2 separate regions of the Homo sapiens genome follow, and region 2 is linked to region 1. A link is a contact called in ENCODE Hi-C or POLR2A ChIA-PET data. All regions are on one chromosome and are shown on one strand. The core of a region is the stretch at or near the end of the contact, and the rest is flanking DNA. Distances in the headings are between cores, read along the strand shown. Region 1 overlaps LOC105369574 (a long non-coding RNA gene). Region 2 has its middle 32 kb from the start of LINC02551.

Region 1 (3,962 bases), core at 1,100-3,599:
ACCTCCATCTCCCCGGTTCAAGTGATCCTCCTACCTCAGGCTCCCGAGTAGCTGGGACTACAGGCACGCACCACCACGTCAGGCTAATTTTTTGTTGTTGTTTGTTTGTTTGGTAGAGACAGAGTTTCATCATGTTTCCCAGGCTGATCTCGAACTCCTAGGCTCAAGCAATCCGCCCTCAGCCTCCCAAAGTGCTGGAATTACAGGCATCAGCCACTGCGCCCAGTCTATGTTCTTAAGAATATAAAAATGAAGCTTGTCCTGTGCTTTGTTCGTTTGTAGGAATAACAACCTTCTCTTATTCTGCCCCCCCCCAAAAAAGCATTTTATATAAAAAAATTCAGATTGTTTTCCCCCAGGATTATGTAAAGCATTTTCAATTCTTGTTTTGATAAATGTCACCTAAATCTTAAAATATTAGGGCTTCAGTTTGGGTATTTTTTTCAGTAGTGAATAAGTAAGTAGGCCTCTTGATTAAAAATGTTTGTGTCTGGTATTTTTTCTCTTAATTGACGGGTTTATGTTACTCATCTTTTAAATATGAAAGGTGCGTGAAATACACCAGATGGGTTCCCAACTTGCCAAAGCTCAAGCTACAAAATCAGTAAGCACGGCGCTGCTCTGAGAGGTGGAGTGGGTGACTTCTGAGGGGTTTCTCCACATCGCTGTTTGAAGACCCCTGTATGCTAATGTTCTTTAAGCATCCCTCCAACTGTAAAATTTTATGATTCTACTGTCCCTGAGTAGCTAAAATTGGGTAAGAAAAGGAAATAAGTGTTCCAAGAACCAAATGAGGAATCAGAAAGCCACACTGATTCCTGGTTCGTTAAAGCAGCCATGTTTACCTTGTAGCCATGTTTACCAAGGTAGCCAAGTTTACCCTGGACCCCCATAACTCAATGTTCTGCACCTGCAAAATAGAGAAAGGAGGGGATGAATGAGGGTCTAAACGGAAAAACACCGTCCTTTCTCTCAGTGGTTCTGCTGTGCCTCTCTCAAAGCACCACACCCACCCCAATACCAAATGCCAGGCAGAGTTACATGCACAGTGGAAAGCTGATAAAGCATGACATCAGTAGGGGCCGGGTGAGCTGGGGACAGAAGACAGGACAGGGCAGGAAGCAGAAATCCCAGAATTCGATAGGCAGAGTAATGGAATGGCTCCAAACCATCTTCCCGAACCTCAGATGTGCCAATTTGATTGGATGCAGTTAAAGAGAACAAAAGAATATGCCAATAAAAGCCAAAACAAAAGATGAAGCTACAGCACAGCTTTTCCAAAGGGCTGCCCTGGCCACACGGGCAAGAAGGGGGCCAGCAGCCCCAAGAGCAGGTCCAGAGTCCACCGAGCACCCCGCTCCTGCACCGCTGCTCCCCACAGCTCAGCTGTGCCTCCTGCACCTTGAACCCATTCAAGAAGACTTTTGGGTTTTTCTGTTTGTGTTTGTTTTTGACGGAGTTTGACAAATTGTTATATGAAAAGAACCAAAGAAGAAAAGGGAAAAAATTATTTATTCAGCCTTAAAGAAAAAAAGGATCTATCCTTTTAATTGAGGCAGACAAAGACCTTTCAAAATCCATTCAGTCGTAGCGTCAGCTCTCATGCCACCCATGTTCCGCATGCCTCCCCTGTTCCTGCTGCAGCCACTTCACTCGCCCTGCTCACACCCACCCCTCCCTGCCCCCAGGGCTGCCCTGACTCACCATTCCCCTGGCCTCAAACCCACACACATCCATCTGAAACAAACACATACGAGGACCCAGCAAACACACACTCTCTCACATATACACACACAGATACAGCTACCCCATCCCTCACTCAACTTTCCGACAGCTAGCAGAGATGTCAGCCAGGATACCCAGCTTGTCCCACACCCTCTTCCAGTGAAGCCACCCTGGGCTCAGCCCCTGTGGAGGGGCAGCTGTGCATGACCATTATTCCACCTGGCAACCCCACCCTAGCCGCAGCCACCTGAGCTACAGCAAATGACCCTGAATGTGGCTGGGTGAGAGGGAGGGTGAGCAGGTTCATTTACCTCCTACACATTGCAGGTGAGGGACTTAGGCCGCATTCATTCCCTCCTCACTCCCTCCCTGGGCTGAGATGCATGTAACTGGCTCCATCTCACACACTCCTGGATTGCCTCTTTTATCCTCCTGCTGCAGCCTTTTTCTTTGGAAGAGCAAGTGCCAGAAGATAAGCTTCTGAAACAAGTCAGATTCTTTCTGGGAGCGGTATTCCCACCAGCCTGGAGTGCTTTCACACAGCTTGGTGTCCTGAACAGGCGTGTGCAGTCTGTGGAAGGAAGTGTGATAACAAAGGAATGCAGCTCTGGACCACAGGCCCCCAGGGAAGGGGAGAGAGGAAGAGAAAGGAGGAAGAGCAGAGCCACAGGTCAGGAGTCATTATGCCTTGGTGACACCATCTGCCTGTGACACTGAAGTCACACTCGATGGTAGGGCTTTGAATGCTGGACTCCACAGAACCCACCAAGTATTGGGCTGAAAATCAGCTACAGTTCTGGTCCTCAGTAACCAGGAAAGTCTCCTGAGATACTATTACAGGGTAACCAGTGATTGCGGCACCAAAGTCCTGCTCCCTGCAGCCTCCCCAAATTCCAGCCCTCCCGTTGGATTGGCCTTGGGAATGTGATCTGTTAAAATGCTACCCCTTCCTCTCATTACCTATGTGACATAAAGATCTTGAGAGTGAGTCTTAACTCTCACCTTTGGAGAAATTTGAAACACAAGAAATTACCTCCTTTCTGTTTTTGGAACAGCTGTCATTTCTGCTGGTGAAATCTCAGGTCTTTGGAGTTTCCTAAAGACCCTGGTCATGGAGCCCTTGACAAAGTTCCTAGGCTGCAATAAAGAGATTACATGGAGAGGAAGAAAATTTGCAGGGTAGCAGAAAGACATGGATAGTAAACTGTGTATTGATTTTGCTTTAACTTACCACATCTTCGGCCATTCCCATGCAAACTTTTTCTGGAGAGCTCATAACATGCAAAGGCAACGGCACAAGTTTAATCTTCCTTCATCCCCCAGTGGCAGGATTAGAAAGCCATGAACTGGCCAAAGATCAGACAGAAAGAAAGGGAAGGAGGCAAAGCAAATGGCCTGAGTTATCCCTCCCTGGACCATTCCAGTACCCTAACTAATCAAGAACTGGCCCCTTTTAAAAAGATGAACTTTCTCAGCCTGTATTGGGGCCAAAGCCAAATTTTCTTGTTCTGGTAAATCAGTATTGTTTGAATTCCAAAGAGGCTCAAAACCCACATCGCCATGCAGGTTCCCCAATCATCCCCTCTGACTCTACAAGGTAAATCCACAGACGGAGGAGTTCCTAGGCAACCCAAAGTAAATGCACCAAAGGATCAAGAAAATAATGGTCTGTGAGAGCTCCATTTTTAATTTGCAACCCTACTACCGAGTATATACCCAAAAGAATTGAAAACAGGATCTTCAAAAGATATCTGCACTCCCGTGTTCACTGCAACAAGGTTAAGAAGAGTCAAGTTATGGAAACGACCCAAATGTCCATCAAGAGATGAATGGATAAAGAAAATGTGGTACACACACACAATAGAATTTTTCAGCCTGAGAAAAGAAGGAAACCCTGCCATTTTCGACAACATGGATGAACCTGGAAGACATTATGCTAAGTGAAATGAGCCAGGCACAGAAGGACAAATACTGCATGATTCCACTTGGATGAGGTATCTAAAATAGGCTCATAGAAGCAAAGAATAAAAAGGTGGTTGCCGGGGGCCGAAGGGAAGGGAAATGGGGATCCGTTGCCCAATGGGTATAAAGTTACAGTCATACAAGTGAATTAGTTCTAGAGATCTGCTGGACAGCATTGCACAGTCAACAATACTGTATCATGCACTTAAAATTTTATTAAGAGGGTATGTCTCCTGTTAAGTGTTCTTTCCCTTAAAAAAAGGAATGGGGGGACA
Region 2 (4,234 bases), core at 990-3,489, 300 kb before region 1:
TGGCATATAGATCTGCAAGGAAACCAGCAGACTGAGAATCTCAGAGAATGATAGGGGTCAATGTATCCTGAGTCCTCAAGCCCAGACTTGGACATTTTCAGAGCAACGTCCCTCCTAGAAACACCTTTCCTGAACATCTCATTCTGGACACAGGCTGGGACACTACGTCCAGCCAATAATTTCTCCTTAGAAACTCAACTTCTACAACTCTAAAAGGGTGTAGAGATTGAACTGAAACCCTTAATCTTTCCCAAAGATCCCCTCCCTTTGGATCGAAACTTTGTGAACGATGTCCACACCATGCTTTCTATCAACACATCTGGGTCCTTGGGCTCCAGAGCATTCGCCTTGGAAGATGAAATCGAGACCACAGTCATCTTTGGAAACATCAGATGGGAAATGAATGTGCACAGAAATATTGAACACGCTTAACTAAACAGGAAGCACTGTACGAAAAAGAGAAAGATCCAGACTCATCAGTCTGGTTGGGTTACATCAGCCATGAAAATAAACCCAAGCGGTAGGACTGGAGCCCAGAGAGATCAGGCAGGTTTAATGGAAACCAGGCAACGAGCAGGTGTGTCTCTCTGAGCATAAACATCCTTGATGGCACCCCGTGTTCCATGCCTTCTCCAGGGTCCGAGGTCCCACCATGGGATGCGAGCCCATCGCACTGTTTGCTGGGCCTCCATTTCTAAACCTACCCAAGTGCCCTCTTCCAGATAAAATTCTAGCCTGCTCTGTGGCTGATTTTTCTCTCTCACAGTGGGGTTGTCATGGAAACGGGCCTTTCCCATCCACCACTGATTGAATCAAGTTTCGGAGCAGGGGTGGGGGGAGTGCTAAGAAAAATGAGCAAGTGGAACAGGACTCTCCCCAAATGCTGCTTAAATTGAAATCATCTGTTCTCACAGCCCAGGCTCCCCTCCCCAGCCACACCCCGGCAGCTGTGAAGGTGGGCGGGGCAGCCGCCCTCACCAACAGGGTGGATCAGAGTAAGGTGATGTGCTGAGAAATGCACTGAGAAATGCACTTCGGGCTGCTTTTCCCCCCTCCCCCTGCACGCCTGCTGCCAGCTTTCACACTGGGCATGGGCCAGCCTCTGGGTCCCTTTCCTGGGGCCACAGAGATAATGAAGAAGTTCTAGGGACAGTTGGGGAGCTGAGCCTCACAGGCATTCTCTGTCTTCCCGAAGCTCCCATTGTCACCTCCTCCCCAAGACAGGCCTTCTTCTCCCTTGTCGATGCCTGAAATCATCCACCTTAGCGTTTTGTTTCTTTAGCTTAGGACTTTGATACTTAAGGCAAATAACCCAGGTGAAGAAGGAATAGCAACGCCTTAACGTGAAGAAAGGATGCTGGCCCTGCTGCAGAAAGTGGGCATTGTCAGCCTTAGTGAGACAAATTTGCTGAGAGCCTACTGTGTGCCAGGCATGGTCCTAGATACCAGGACACAGCAGCGGGAAGAACACAGTGGCCTGGGGGGCAGGAGAGACAGACACCGTCCAGAGGAGTTCAGGAGCCATGTGGAGCACCAGAGACCAAAGATGCTGCCGTCATCCCCTTGCCTGGCTCGCAGGCTGGAGTCCAGAGCCCCAGGACCCTGTCTAGCACTTCCTTCAGCTAGTCCTGCCCTTGCAGGGAACATTCAAAATATCTGAGGAACTTCTTCAGATGCAGCAGTGAGCTCTCTGGCCTGCAGAGCCTGAAGGGCTGCCTAGGGTGGATGGATAAATGGCTCACAGCCTTCCTTAGACATGCCTCAGTGTGCATATCTGTTACTTCAGCACCAAGAGTTCTGATGCCCAGAGGGCAGGGAGGACAAGTCCAGGAAAGGACACTGCTTAGCAACGTTACACAGATGGCCAGCACTTTGGCTGAATCTGGCCGAGCCTCCTGTGGGGGGAGATGCTTCCAGAATCCGGTTACCCCTTCCTCCCACACCCCAGGATCTCCAAATCCACAGGGTTGGGCGGGTGCCTCCAAAGCCAGCACACTGTCAGTGAATGTTCTCAGCAGGTTCGTGGATAGATAGAAAAGGTGACCCGGAAAGGGGTGAAGGAGAACAATGGGCAAGGGTGCAAAAAAGGGGGCAGGATTCGGTGGTGGGCTTCTTGCCCAGCTTAATTGTTTTCATCCTCAAAATGATTCCTAACAGCTGGGCCAGGGATCATCCTGCTCAGATTCCACAGACTGCGGAGGGAAGCCAAGGGACTTGGCAGGCGAGTCCTGAGGCCGGTGCACAGGCGAGCTCAGTGCGGGAAAGGAAGGGGTGAGAGAGGCCCAGCCATTCTGCTCTGTTACAGCTTTTTTGGTGGGTGCTTTGAAGAGAGAGGGGTTGGCTACAGCCCAAGCTGAGTCCAGGCTTTCCTGCCAGGGTGTCCTCCCTTCCCTCCACATGACACCCAGGGTGGTCACCTTCAGGCCTTTCCCTGGACACCTGACCTGTGACATAGCTTCCAATTTCCTGTTGTCTTGTGCCAGCTTTCTCAGGTGGCCAGAGCAGAGGGCCAGCAAGGCCAAGGGCTAAATGCAAATCCCCAAGGAGATAAGTGAGCAGCATTCTGGTCTGTGGCCCCAGGTGGCTGCCCTGACCCTAACAAACCATGGGATGTATGTTGGCCTCTGGTCATGAGAGGAGCCAGCTGCAGCACGGGGCTGAACAGTGTAGCCTAGGTCTGTCCAGGCAGCTGTAGCTCCATCAACAGCAAAAAATTGCACATTTCAGCCCCTGAACTTAAACGTGTGTGGCGAACGTGGCGGCAGTGCTTGCCTGGCCCCAGCTTCCAGCCTCGAGGTGGAAGGGGTTTCAATACATGTACTAGTTTCTTCCAGGCTGTCTTGGTGACATGATTTAAATAATTATAAAACTCTCTAGCATATAAAATAGGTGACAAATACCAGAAATCAAGCACTGGAGATAAACAGCCTCAAACTAGGAATTTAGTCCTCCTGCAATATAATTCCATCTGAATTTTAGCCGTTCACTCAATCATTACCTGTTGTGTGCCTAATACTATTAGCAAGACACTGCTATAATTGCTTATCCTCTCATTTAATCCTTGTAACAGTCATGTAAGGCAAGTACTATTATTATCTCCATTTAACAAACGAGCCCACTGAGGCACAGAGAAGATAATTTAATTAACTCGCCCAAGTCACAAGGCTAAATCCTAGAGCAGGGCTTGGAACTCAGTGCTCTTGACCATCATCTGTATACTATGTGACAGTACTGTGCTGAGTTTTCTAAGGGAGTGAAAATACATTTACGAAGTGGTCATTGCCCTTGGGGAATGTACCATCCTCAAGACTTAAGAATGCTCTCCAGGCTGGCCTGCACAAATTTCCTGCCCAACCTGAAGCTTTGACCTCTGTATACCTTGGGTCTTTGGACTTCAGTGCTATGGCCTGGCCATCATCAGCCAGCCCCTCTCCTTTCCCTACCCATTAAACCCCAAAACCTACTGAAATCAACCTTATAAACCTCAACCTGTTCTTCCAGGCAGGTCACCCAGAGCTCCTTCCTACCTCGACCATTACCCTGAAGTAACGGAAAGGATTATACAGCCCTTGCCTAGCTTCATGATAAAGATCTTGTGCAGAGGCCAGAGGACACCGCTGAGTTGGGCCCACTGCCTGGGCTCAATCCCCGCAGCCAAATGTGAACCAGGTCAAATAGCAGAGAAATGAGACACACTGAACGCCGGAGCCCATTTGGCCTAGCCCAGCCAGCAAGGTCACCCTCAGCTGTCGGCTTGCAGACAGGTCACTTGGCATTTTAGTGACTACCCTCACCTGCAGATTTGGGAGATGGCACTTGGCATTTGGTCTAGAAACTGATTTCTCTGGACCCCAAGAGCTGGCACAAAGTTTTATAAATGAGCAAAAGTCAAAGAGAAGATTTCATTAGGAACTTAAATGTGGAGGTTCCAGTCAGGGTTGCAGCAAACAGGGCCTGAAAGCGCACCAACGTCAGAGTGATGAAGATACAAAAAGAAAGCCTAAGAGGGATAGGAACATTCTGGAGCTGGTGAGGGCTATCAGACACCATCGCAGAATGTTAGCCAGTGACTGGATCTCCTTCCCTGGGGAGCCGTTAAAACACAGGTGCGTTTTGAAGACAGGAGCTGGAGATGATCTGTCCATCCCACTGTTGACTTCTGGCTCTAGAGTCACCAAGAGTCTTTAGAGAGGGCCAGTGTCTTTGTTTGGTGCCTCTCCTTTGCCACAGCAAC

What was found. Hi-C counts contacts between places; a loop is a spot of excess contacts on that map. ChIA-PET counts read pairs that join two places held with the same protein, here RNA polymerase II (POLR2A). Pooled maps may share reads with other maps.
Region 2: a map of PC-9 shows a loop between it and region 1 (2.5-fold over the local background). The contact joins two enhancer-like sites. A Hi-C loop is called at or near these places in 5 of 168 maps with a recorded cell type or tissue (IMR-90, PC-9, Right ventricle myocardium inferior and 2 more) and 8 of 50 pooled maps. POLR2A ChIA-PET finds 5 or more read pairs at or near these places in 1 of 52 experiments (AG04450).

Annotation. Positions count from the first base shown.
Region 1 is chr11:130,526,183-130,530,144 of GRCh38, reverse strand. LOC105369574 (a long non-coding RNA gene) reads right to left here. Exons shown (of 5, transcript XR_007062953.1): 2 at 846-910. Among named protein-coding and RNA genes, the nearest start is that of ADAMTS15, 80 kb to the right of the region's middle. Within about 2 kb of position 2,349, at least 6 of the 41 ENCODE cell types and tissues checked have a DNase peak (open chromatin) inside an H3K27ac peak, as active enhancers do; they include heart left ventricle and heart right ventricle, where a contact is called at or near this core.
Region 2 is chr11:130,828,381-130,832,614 of GRCh38, reverse strand. No RefSeq gene overlaps it. Among named protein-coding and RNA genes, the nearest start is that of LINC02551, 32 kb to the left of the region's middle. Within about 2 kb of position 2,239, at least 9 of the 41 ENCODE cell types and tissues checked have a DNase peak (open chromatin) inside an H3K27ac peak, as active enhancers do; they include heart left ventricle and heart right ventricle, where a contact is called at or near this core.